Regions from separate parts of the Homo sapiens genome. Here region 2 is linked to region 1. The links are chromatin contacts, found by Hi-C or POLR2A ChIA-PET in ENCODE. All regions are on one chromosome and are shown on one strand. Each heading gives the region's core, a stretch centred on a gene start or an enhancer-like site at or near the end of the contact. The rest is flanking DNA. Distances are from core to core; before and after follow the strand shown.

What was found. Hi-C counts contacts between places; a loop is a spot of excess contacts on that map. ChIA-PET counts read pairs that join two places held with the same protein, here RNA polymerase II (POLR2A). Pooled maps may share reads with other maps.
Region 2: a map of K562 shows a loop between it and region 1 (2.2-fold over the local background). The contact joins the promoter of SPATA31H1 here to the promoter of ZNF512 in region 1. A Hi-C loop is called at or near these places in 1 of 168 maps with a recorded cell type or tissue (K562) and 2 of 50 pooled maps. POLR2A ChIA-PET finds 5 or more read pairs at or near these places in 5 of 52 experiments (BJ, H1, HEK293 and 2 more).

The regions. Positions count from the first base shown.
Region 1 is chr2:27,580,000-27,586,097 of GRCh38, reverse strand. It overlaps ZNF512 (zinc finger protein 512), which reads right to left and starts at 3,056. Exons shown (of 14, transcript NM_032434.4): 1 at 2,956-3,056; 2 at 2,382-2,440. The coding sequence starts at 2,985. It overlaps SPATA31H1 (SPATA31 subfamily H member 1), which reads right to left. Exons shown (of 5, transcript NM_032266.5): 5 at 3,376-6,098. The coding sequence ends at 3,571. RefSeq lists an enhancer at 2,809-3,258.
Region 2 is chr2:27,535,768-27,541,873 of GRCh38, reverse strand. It overlaps SPATA31H1 (SPATA31 subfamily H member 1), which reads right to left and starts at 4,488. Exons shown (of 5, transcript NM_032266.5): 1 at 4,304-4,488. The coding sequence starts at 4,447. RefSeq lists an enhancer at 4,198-4,492.

The DNA of each region.
Region 1 (6,098 bases), core at 1,807-4,306:
TACCCTCTTATGAATAAGCATAAGCATACTGAAAAGGCAACAGTTCATATGATCATAATTAACTCTTGGAGATTAAATCAAGGTGGTTAGGGAATCCCTCCTCCAGGTCTCATGTTTTATTTTTAAAGCACTCAACAAAAACAATTCTCAAGTATTTTACAATATCTACCCATCAACCCCAGGACATTTGATTATTTGTAAAAAAAACCAGATTAAGCTCAAACTTCCCTTTCCATACATATAACAAGAAAAAGCTTTGTTGTGATACAATGACTATCATAATTGCATTTATTTTATAATTTGTTGCCACCAGTGTGGCAACTCTCAGCTTCTGATCACAAACATAAAAAGTTTAGCCTATTTTCAACTCCTTTCTGATCTACCAAAAATTTTTAAGAGCCCCTAGCTCATTCTTCCATGTGCAAATATTTAGATTTCATTAGAAAAGTACTTTAGTTCATCTCGGTATCCTTTGTAAACTTATTTAATTCTACCCAATCTTTAAAAGCTAGTGTTCTCCATGATTTCCTCCTCTACTCTTCTCTGGTCTCACTTCTCACCATTGACTCTCAAATGTCACAATCTCCTAGGAAGCTAGTTAAAAGTAAAGATTTCTATGCCCTAAACCCAATGATTCCAAATCTGGTTAATGGATGGGGGCCTAATAATCTTATTTTTTAACAATTATCTCTAGGTGACCAAGGTACATACTGAGAAACATTGCTCTAACCACTTTAACTAGAAGAGCTCATTAAAACTCTCAGCTTGTGGAAGAAAACATCATGTTTCCAATTATTTTTTATAGCTGATAATTCCCAATTCTGTATTTCAGACCAGCTCTTCATCTGAGGTCCAAACCTATTTGTTTTTGTTCCAAATGTTGCTCCTCATTCAGAAATTTGTAGTTCTGTGAATTACTCCAAAATTCACCTGATGGCCAAAGCCAGAAACCCATAGACATCCTATCTTCCTTCTCTTACTCACTTCTCATCATCACCACCTGTACATTCCCTATACGTTGTTCCCTACGTATTCCCTGTATATTGTTCCCACCATAGGCTACATGTTCTTTATTCATCTCTTAGGTTATCATAATAACCTCTGAACCAGTTTCCCAGTACCCTTCCAAATCCATCCTTCATAATGCTGCCAGAGTGGCCTAAGACCAATATCTGGCTATGTCATTCCCTCATTATCTCTTCCAGGATAAAATCCAAACACTTTAGCATGCCGTAACAGGTCCTCCATGGTCTAGCCCCTACTAACCTCTCTAAACGCTCTCCCTGCAATCCCTCATCCTCTATCCCAGACATACAGAACTACTTACTATCCCATTAACTCTTTCCACACGTTCACATGCTGTTCTCTGTTCTGAAAAACCTTTCTCCTTCTCACTAACTGCATGATTCCTCAACTTTCAAGTTTCTACTTAGGAGTGACCTGCTCTGATAATCCTTCCCTTCCAAACTATCACTCCCCTTCCTCAAAGGCTAAATTAAATTCCTACTTAAAAATACTTACTTATTACAATGAACTGTGTTGACCTACTTGCCTATCTCCCCTTCTAGACTGCTAGTTGTTTTTCATGCCTGTATTCCTAACCTACTACAGAACTGGCGCACAGCAAACATGTAGTAAATGTCACCTGAATGAATGAATCCATTTAATGTCTAGTTAACAAGAATGTTTTCTTTTGTATTAACCATGGAAAAACTAAGCACCTTCAGTGTACTAAATAATAAACCAGTCTTACAGACAAGTAGTTTAAAAATACAAGGATTTCTTACGGCCATTTTTATCATCCATCCCAAGTTCATCAGTGTATTTATGAGCACGAATTTCATGTCTGGAGAAATACAGAATTACCACTGAGTCTTTGGTTCCATTTTTATTACAATTTGTACTTTTTTTTTGCAAGCTAGGTTTTTCTCCCACACACTAGACTTAGACCTACACTGTCCAATCCGATAGCCACGAGCTACAGGTGGCTATTTAACGTTAGTTAAAATTAAATAAAATTTAAAATTCAATCCCTCAGTCGCACTAGCCACATTTCAAGCGCTCAAAAGGCGTACGGGGCTAGTAGCTATGATACTAGACAGTGCAGATACAGAACATTTTCGTCACAAGAAGTTCCACTGGACAGCGCTGGCCACAAAATCACAAAAGAACCTTAGAAAAACCTCACTCACTTGGCAAATAAAATTTAAAATTCAGTCCCTCAGTTGCACTAGCCACATTTCAACTGCTCAAAATCCACACCGGGTTAGTGGCTATGATACTGGACAATGCAGATACAGAACATTTTCATCACAGGAAGAAGTTCTACTGGTCAGCGCTGGTGACACAATCATAAAAGGACCTTAGAAAACCTCACTTACTTCTTAGCTCCCACGATCCTCGTGCTCCTCTGCTGCTTAAAGGTTGTGGGTCCCGAAGTCTAGCAAATCACAAGCACACGAGTGAGTGCTAGGGACCTCTGAACCTCGACCACAAAAAGACGAATTCCCCTATGCCCAGAAGAAATGAAGTTCTCCCGGGGAAACCACCTCAAACACAAGAAGGCAACACCTTTTAGGAAAAATATGCTGTCCTATCTTCCAGCAGTGCAAAGGCGGGTAACAATACCAGAGCCTTCGTCTTCCCCCATTCTCAAAGCCCTGTCCCAGGCTCTAAAAGGGAGGCCAAAAGAAAAGACAACGGATATGAGAGACATTGGGGATGTAAAAGGAATAGAAACTAATGGTAATGTGGCGAGGAATTAAATCCAAGGAGGTGGGGAACAGGCAGCAGAACGTGGGTAAAGAAAAAGGGACAGGTGATCTGATCTAGAAGGGTGGGGCCTACGATGGCCTCTGATAAAACCAACTCAGCATGGGACAAAAGCGAGGGACCGCGTGTTCCGGGCTCGACAGCGCTACCTCTAAAGCATAACGGTCAAACCAAGAAACTCACGGCGGGTACAGCACCGAGTCTGGAAGACATCACTCCCTCTCCACGCCTAACAATTTCACCCAAGGGCTCCGGCCAGACCAACGCCACTTCCGCTCTCCTCTCCCGGATGTGGGCTCGGCTCCGCCTAGCCCTCTTCTGAACTTCTACTTCCGCCTAGCAGCTTCCGAGGGGGCTGCGGCCGGAGCGAGTCACGTGATGAGTCACCCTCCGATTCCTCTGAGACCCCGCCCCACTGGGATCGCGACGCGGGACCCGGGAACCTATGGGTGGGGTCTGGAGTGAAGGGGCGGAGCTTGGAGCCTCGGCTGGGCCTCAAAACCCCTGGCTCTCATTCCGAATCTTTGCACAACTCCTCGTGTCCCTCCAGCCTGCCTTCCCCATCCACCCGCCCAGTGGTCTCAGTCCAGATGCACAGGAAGATCATTTACTGCCCCTTTATTCATCTTAGAGAAATTACAGACCCATTCTCACCCGCCTCCCCCCCGGTAGAGAGAAATGGAAGCCTTTCCACGCTGGGGGCGCAGGAATTGGAGGCAGTGGCTGAGCAGGAAAGAAGCCTGGAAAGGGCAGCACGATGAAGACTTAGGACAATGAATAATAGGGGCGGACCTCGCCTCATCGAGTAGCTTCAGGCCTCCACACTTGCCCTGCTTTGGGATTTTTATGTGTGGTCCCGAGGAGAGTTGTTTGATTCTTGAAATCTCTAGACAAACTATGGCTGGGCCTCTCTCCAGGGAAACTGTACTTGAGTCCCTCCTTAAGGGGACTGCGTCGGCTCCTCTCAGAGGGACTGCAATGGTTCCTCCCAGAGGGCCTCCCTGGCCTCATCTCAGAGGGACTGTGACGGGTTCTCTCACAGGAACTGCGATGGCTCCTCTCAGAGGTCCTCCCTTGCCTCATCCCGGAGGGACTGCGATGGCTTCTCTCAGAGGGACTGTGACAGGTTTTCCCAGAGGAACTGTGTCCTCTCCTCTCAGAGGGACTGCAACGGCTTCTTTCCAAGGGACTGAGGTGGCTCTTCTCTGAGGGACTGTGACTTCTCTCAGAAATCCTACGATGGCTCCTCTCAAAGGACCTGTGAGATCTCCTCTCAGAGGGACTGCGATGGCTCCTCTCCAAGAGACTGTGACGGCTCCTCTCCAAGGGACTGTGACGTCTTCTCTCAGAGGGACTGTGATGGCTTCTCTCAGAGGGACTGTGATGGCTTTTCTCTGAGGGACTGTGATGTCTTCTCTCAGAGGGACTGCGATGTCTTCTCTCAGAGGGACTGCAATGGCTTCTCTCAGAGGGACTGCAATGGCTTCTCTCAGAGGGACTGTGATGTCTTCTCTCAGAGGGACTGTGATGGCTTCTCTCAGAGGGACTGTGATGGCTTCTCTCTGAGGGACTGCGATGGCTCCTCCGAGCGGGACTGCGATGGCTTCTCTTAGAGGGACTGTGATGTCTTCTCTCAGAGGGACCACGATGGCTCCTCTGAGAGGGACTGCGATGTCTTCTCTCAGAGGGACTGCAATGGCTTCTCTCTGAGGGACCGCGATGGCTCCTCTGGGAGGGACTGCGATGTCTTCTCTCAGAGGAACTGCGATGGCTTCTCTCTGAGGGACTGCGATGGCTTCTCTCTGAGGGACTGTGATGTCTTCTCTGAGAGGGACCGCGATGGCTCCTCTGAGAGGGACTGTGAAGGCCCCTTTCAGAGAGACTGTGACAGCTCCTCTCGGGGGGACTGCAGTGATTTCTCTGAGACGGACTGCGCCAGCTTCTCTCAGAAGGACTGGAATGGTTTTTCCTAGAGGGACTGCAGTGGCTCCTCTGAGAGGGACTGTGATGTCTTCTCTCCAAGGAACTGCGTTGGCTTCTCTCAGAGGGACTGCGATGGTTTCTCCAAGAGGGGTTATGACGGGTTCTCTCAGAAGGACCGCGTGGGGTTCTCTCCCTATAGAAGCTGGGGTGGTTATGCTCCTTGTGTGTGAGTTTGTCTTTAAGATGTCGGTGCCAGGTTCTCTTCACAGGGGAACCAGGTAGGATTCTTCCTCGGGCCTGAACTCTGGTTCCTGGTGTGGACAAGTTCTTAGACTCCTGGCTGGAGGTTTCATTTCTATAGAAGTTTTTCTTTGATCTGCTACTACTGTCCTTTTGAACAGTTCTCAGAGGCTGCCCCACTGAGGCAGTTTGGAAAGCAATACCACTTTGGGAATCTGTGGGCTTGGGCAGTCGAAGAGGTCTGGGTTGGAAAGAGTAAGCTCTTCTTGGCTGTTGAGCTGATCTGCACTGGACCGTTCCTCCCCACAATATGTCCTCCTGCTTAATGGTTGAGCCTGCTGGCGTTAGCTTGTCAGCTGACCTCTTGTCTCTTTTGATACTGCTTGGTAAGCAATAGTCCCTGGCATTTTGTTTTGGATAATAGTTTTTGCTTGCCCACAAATTGTCTGGCCTTGTCCCGTCCACAGGCTTCCGCCCAACAGAAGCTATAACTCTGTGTGCTGTTTGGAATGCCCGCTTTAGGCTCTGAAAAAGCAGTTGCATGAACTTGGGTTGGGAAGGTTTCTTAGGTTGTCTTTTTAAAGAGGCAGTACTTGTCTGAGTTGCTCCAATCCTCTTCCTTCTTAAATGGGCTGCTAATTCCCTAGAAGGACTCTCTATTGTGGTTCTACTGTTTGTGTAGAACTTTCTGTGTTTTCTAAGTCGCTTGGTGATTCTCTTCATTGGATATTTTGAATCAGAGGTCTTTTTGGTTCTCACTTTAGCCCGTTTTTCATTCTGAGTGCTTTCAGAGTCACTCTCTGGTAGGTTGTGAACTTGAGTGAATTCATAGTGCCCAGGTGCTCTAGTTTTTGTCTTTTCTACTAAGTCAGGCCTGCTGCGTTGTCCTCGCCTGATGTAGACTTGTACAGGAGCAGGGGACTGGGAAGGCCCAGACTGCAAATCTATTGTGGAAGTAGGACTCTTGGAAGCTTGAGTATAGATTTTAGCTTTCCTTTGTGATGGTGATATAGGGCTTCTCCGTATGACGGGTCTATCTCTTTCACGATACTTTGAGATTTGGGATCTTTTCCCAATTCTCAGCCTAAAGCCAAGATGCAACCGAACCTCACCATGGCCTTCAGGAGTGCGTACAAGGTGGAGCTGTGGATAGATAAGAAGAT
Region 2 (6,106 bases), core at 3,239-5,738, 46 kb after region 1:
ACTCGAGCTCAGGAGGTTGAGGTTGCAGTGAGCCATGTGTTGCACTCCAGCCTGGGTGACAGAGGGAGAACCTGTCTCAAAAATAAAAAATTTAAATGGTCACATATGATTAGCAGATACCATATTGAACATCACAGGTCTCAGCCATTAATTTGAGCTGCTTGATGAATATCTCCACAGAAATTTTACAAGCACTTCCAACACAATGGTTCATATTCTGCCTCCCACCACATTCACAACTTTTCATGTGTAATGTTGCCTATGTCGTTTAAAAAACACCATCATCTTGTGAGTCATTCAGGGTTAAAACTGAGAAGTCGTTCGTTCATTTCACAAACAACTACGGAGCACTTACTATATGCCAGCCAGTATACTAGGCACTGGAAATACCATGATGAATGTAGTCCTCATAGAAAATGATGAGTTGGTGTCTCTCCCTCTCCCTCTCCCCTCTCCCCTCTCTCTCTCCCCCTTCCCACGGTCTCCTTCCACGGTCTCCCTCTGATGCCGAGCCAAAGCTGGACGGTACTGCTGCCATCTCGGCTCACTGCAGCCTCCCTGCCTGATTCTCCTGCATCAGCCTGCCGAGTGCCTGCGATTGCAGGCGCTCGCCGCCACGCCACGCCTGACTGGTTTTCATGTTTTTTTTGGTGGAGACGGGGTTTTGCTGTGTTGGCCGGGCTGGTCTCCAGCTCCTAGCCGCGAGTGATCCGCCAGCCTCGGCCTCCCGAGGTGCCGGGATTGCAGACGGAGTCTCCTTCACTCAGTGCTCAATGGTGCCCAGGCTGGAGTGCAGTGGCGTGATCTTGGCTCGCTACAACCTCCACCTCCCAGCCGCCTGCCTTGGCCCCCCAAAGTGCCGAGATTGCAGCCTCTGCCCAGCCGCCACCCCGTCTGGGAAGTGAGGAGCGTCTCTGCCTGGCCCCCCATCGTCTGGGATATGAGGAGCCTCTCTGCCTGGCTGCCCAGTCTGGAAAGTGAGGAGCGTCTCTGCCCGGCCGCCATCCCATCTAGGAAGCGAGGAGCGCCTCTTCCCCGCCGCCATCCCATCTAGGAAGTGAGGAGCGTCTCTGCCCGGCCGCCCATCGTCTGAGATGTGGGGAGCACCTCTGCCCCGCCGCCCTGTCTGGGATGTGAGGAGCGCCTCTGCTGGGCCGCAACCCTGTCTGGGAGGTGAGGAGCGTCTCTGCCCGGCCGCCCCGTCTGAGAAGTGAGGAAACCCTCTGCCTGGCAACCGCCCCATCTGAGAAGTGAGGAGCCCCTCCGTCCGGCAGCCACCCCGTCTGGGAAGTGAGGAGCGTCTCCGCCCGGCAGCCACCCCGACCGGGAGGGAGGTGGGGGGGGGGTCAGCCCCCCGCCCGGCCAGCCGCCCCGTCCGGGAGGTGAGGGGCTCCTCTGCCCGGCCGCCCCTACTGGGAAGTGAGGAGCCCCTCTGCCCGGCCAGTCGCCCCGTCCAGGAGGGAGGTGGGGGGGTCAGCCCCCCGCCCGGCCAGCCGCCCAGTCCGGGAGGTGAGGGGCGCCTCTGCCCGGCCGCCCCTACTGGGAAGTGAGGAGCCCCTCTGCCCGGCCAGCCGCCCCGTCCGGGAGGGAGGTGGTGGGGGTCAGCCCCCCGCCCGGCCAGCCGCCCCGTCCGGGAGGTGAGGGGCGCCTCTGCCCGGCCGCCCCTACTGGGAAGTGAGGAGCCCCTCTGCCCGGCCAGCCGCCCCGTCCGGGAGGGAGGTGGGGGGGTCAGCCCCCCGCCCGGCCGGCCGCCCCGTCCGGGAGGTGAGGGGCGCCTCTGCCCGGCCGCCCCTACTGGGAAGTGAGGACCCCTCTGCCCGGCCAGCCGCCCCGTCCGGGAGGGAGGTGGGGGGGTCAGCCCCCCGCCCGGCCAGCCGCCCAGTCCGGGAGGGAGGTGGGGGGATCAGCCCCCCGCCTGGCCAGCCGCCCCGTCCGGGAGGGAGGTGGGGGGGTCAGCCCCCCGCCCGGCCAGCCGCCCCATCCGGGAGGGAGGTGGGGGGGATCAGCCCCACGCCTGGCCAGCCGCCCGGTCCGGGAGGTGAGGGGCGCCTCTGCCCGGCCGCCCCTACTGGGAAGTGAGGACCCCTCTGCCTGGCCAGCCGCCCCGTCCGGGGGCGGGGGGGGTCAGCCCCCCGCCCGGCCAGCCGCCCCATCCGGGAGGTGAGGGGCGCTTCTGCCCGGCCGCCCCTACTGGGAAGTGAGGAGCCCCTCTGCCCGGCCACGGCCCCGTCTGGGAGGTGTGCCCAGCGGCTCATTGGGGATGGGCCATGATGACAATGGCGGTTTTGTGGAATAGAAAGGCGGGAAGAGTGGGGAAAAAATTGAGAAATCGGATGGTTGCCGGGTCTGTGTGGATAGAAGTAGACATGGGAGACTTTTCATTTTGTTCTGTACTAAGAAAAATTCTTCTGCCTTGGGATCCTGTTGATCTGTGACCTTATCCCCAACCCTGTGCTCTCTGAAACATGTGCTGTGTCCACTCAGGGTTAAATGGATTAAGGGCGGTGCAAGATGTGCTTTGTTAAACAGATGCTTGAAGGCAGCATGCTCGTTAAGAGTCATCACCACTCCCTAATCTTAAGTACCCAGGGACACAAACACTGCGGAAGGCCGGAAGGCCGCAGGGTCCTCTGGCTAGGAAAACCAGAGACCTTTGTTCACTTGTTTATCTACTGACCTTCCCTCCACTATTGTCCTATGACCCTGCCAAATCCCCCTCTGCGAGAAACACCCAAGAATGATCAATTAAAAAAAAAAAAAAAAAAAAAAAAAGAAAATGATGATAATGTTTATAATTAACTCTTTGCATCAGGAAAAATAGACTCAGTCCCTTCTCCCTCCTTTGCAAGGGAGTCTTGCAACACCTTCCACATCCAAACATTCACCCCAATACCTCCTCCACTTTCACATCCCTGATAGCAGATATTTTTTTCTCTTCCACTTACTGCTGTATCAATAGTGCACAGAGGAGTGGAAATGGGGGTAGGAGCAGGTGATAAATACTTGGGGAATTAATTTATGTTCTCTTTTCCTTTTTTTTTTTGAGACAGAGTCTCGCTCTGTCACCCAGGCTGGAGTGCAATGGCGTGGTCTCAGCTCACTGCAACCTCTGCCTCCCAGGTTCAAGTGTTTCCCCTGCTTCAGCCTCCCCGGTAGCTAAGACTACAGGTGCACGCCACCACGCCTGGCTAATTTAGTATTTTTAGTAGAGACGGGGTTCCACCATGTTGGCCAGGCTGGTCTCGAACTCCTGACCTCAAGTGATCTGCCCACCTCTGCCTCCCAAAGTGCTGGGATTACAGGCGAGAGCCACCACGCCCGGCTACGTTCTCTTTTTCACCGTGCCACTCTGATATTTTTGTTTCCTCGCTTCTTCCCACTAAACCATGAAAATGGCCTAGCTATGCCAGAGAACTACCATATAAGCTTACTGGAGGTATTCAAAACCTCATTCTTACTGTGTGGCCCTCATTCCAAGGGCAGCAGCAGCATCTGGGAGCTTGCTAGAATTGTAGAAACTCAGTCCCTACCCCAGACTTACTACATCAGAATCTGCTTTTTAACAAGATCCCCCAGGTGATTCATATGCATGTTAAAGTTTAAGAAGTGCTCCTCAAAGCACAGATCTAAGCACATTTTTATCTGGCTTTAAAATCTTTGATGTCTTTCAAACTGCACAGAGTTGTATTTATACCAAGTATTCAGCCTGGCGTTCAAAGCTCTACAGTGTGACCTCTGTTAACTTGTCAATCTTTTCTCTCTCTGAGTCCCTACAGTCCTATGCTCCATCCAGATTGGTGACATCTCTCCTCAAACACATCCAATACGCTTCCCTTTCCCACATCTTTTTTCCAATGTATTCCCTCTTTTTTAAAAGGTTTCCACTGCCTTCCTCTATTCACTCCAACCACCTTCAAAATCCCACTCTTCCTCTGAAGCACACTCAAACCTGAGCTCTCCCAGGTGGTATTTTATAGAGCCCCCTAGTTCAAAATACTGTCTACCTCCCATGTCAGCAACATTTATACCTCTATTAACTCTTAATCACATTCTCTTTCCAGTTATGTGTATATCCATCTCCCCCACTTCACCTCGAGCTCCTAGAGAATGGCGATAGTCTCTAGGTCTGTTGAAATGAATTGAAGGAAAAAGGATTTATAGTGATCTATAGGAAGACTATCCATGGGCACTGTCTCAACTCCCCTCTCCCTGCATCCAGTTCCTCCCATGGCCCAAAGTATGGCAGTTTCTATGGCCTCAGGAGCGGGACCAGTTAGTTTCAAGGGAGGGCTACATCACATACCTCTGAGTTTATCTTGGCTGCCACCTGCTTCCAGCTCCGATTCCTGGAAAACAGTGTCCAAAGCCGCCAAATAAAAAAAACAAACAATAATAGAAGGCTGATATCTGATGGCAGTGGGACGTCCATCCCCCAAATTGGTGCCATTTCTCAACCCCATGCTCTTCTCAGCCAGAGTTTTCTGCCTCAAGGCTGTGACTTCATATGACATCACAATGGGCATCCCAAGGTAAATCTGACAGCATCCAGCCAATGTGCATGCTACTTAGCTCTCTTCTCTGAGCCATACCCAAAGTACAATCTGCTGCCCCTTCCTGCAGCTGTCCACAGGCTCCACTCTGACAGCCAAAGCTCAGGGAAGAACTCCTTTATGACTCTTCTAGGACTGGGCTAGACAGCTTGTCATTAAGTAGGGAGTATGTAGGCAAGGTTTTAAAGAAGCAGGCCTCCCAAGTGGCCTGTTCTGCCCTACAAGCATTTTCTCTGGAGCCAGTCACTCCCTGGAAGTCCAGATATGGTGTTAAATGCCCCAAACCACAAACTAGAATACAAAGTCAAGTAATTTTTATTTTTTTGAGATGGAATCTCACTCTGTCTCCAGGCTGGAGTGCAGTGGCACAATCTCAGCTCACTGCAACCTCCGCCTCACAGGTTCAAGCAATTCTCTGCCTCAGCCTCCCAAGTTGCTGGGATTACAGGCACGCGACACCACACCCAGCTAATTTTTGTATTTTTAGTAGAGACGGGGTTTCACCATGTTTGCCAGGCTAGTCTCGATCTCTTGACCTCGTGATCCACCCGCCTCAGCCTCCCAAAGTGCTGGGATTACAGGCGTGAGCCACCGCACCCGGCCAAGGTCAAGTAAATTTAAGAAAGCTAGGATATTTTAAGTAGGTACTCTCAGAAAATTTGAGATAAACGGTTTCCTAAGTCTAAGGCTTGACACATTTTCTAGCTGCTATTGCATTGAGATGGAAAAGAGATGTCAGAGAGGGAAATTAAATTACCTTAGAGGATCACTCTACCCCAGAATCTACAGTCTCATTTTCCAAGTCTAGAACATTTATTCCATCATGTCATCCAGACTTGACTGGATTCTCTAGGGCTAATTCACTATAAACAAAAAATGTACAAGGAATCAATTCATTCTATAACAAAGATTAATAAAACTGGCCAAGGCATTCTTTTTTCTTATAGGAAAGTTAATCTGGAAAAGCAACTCGATGAACTATTGAACAGCAGGTAATGTCTTAGAGGACAGATGAGGTATCTACCTCATAGAATTTTCAGCCTACAGGGGCAGCCTAAGCAATGTTCTAGAAAAGCCCATCAAGAAGAAAGTAGTTAAATAAATGTGCTATACCCATATTATGAATACTCTGTGGTCACTATACAGATTATAACGATAAAGAATAAGATATGGATATGTAATATGAGCTGAACACACATTAAGTGGCAAGTACTAGTTATATGCCAGCCTGGAGTTCTAAAAAAAGATTAGAACTGAAGACATAGTTTTGGGTTCTTAAAACATTATGTATATAATATATAAAACATATTTATATATTATATATATAGTTTGACAAGAACCTTTCTCTATATGGATATAAAAATGTATTCTTTGTGTCTTAAATATTTACTCACCATTATGTTTGAGATAGCCATCATATTTTGTATAGCTGTAATTCATCATTTTTTAATATTTCATTGTATTATATAACTATTCTATAACATATTTATCCATTATGGTATTGATGGATATTGGGCTTCTTTTCAGTGTTTGCTTATTATAAACAATGCTGTCAA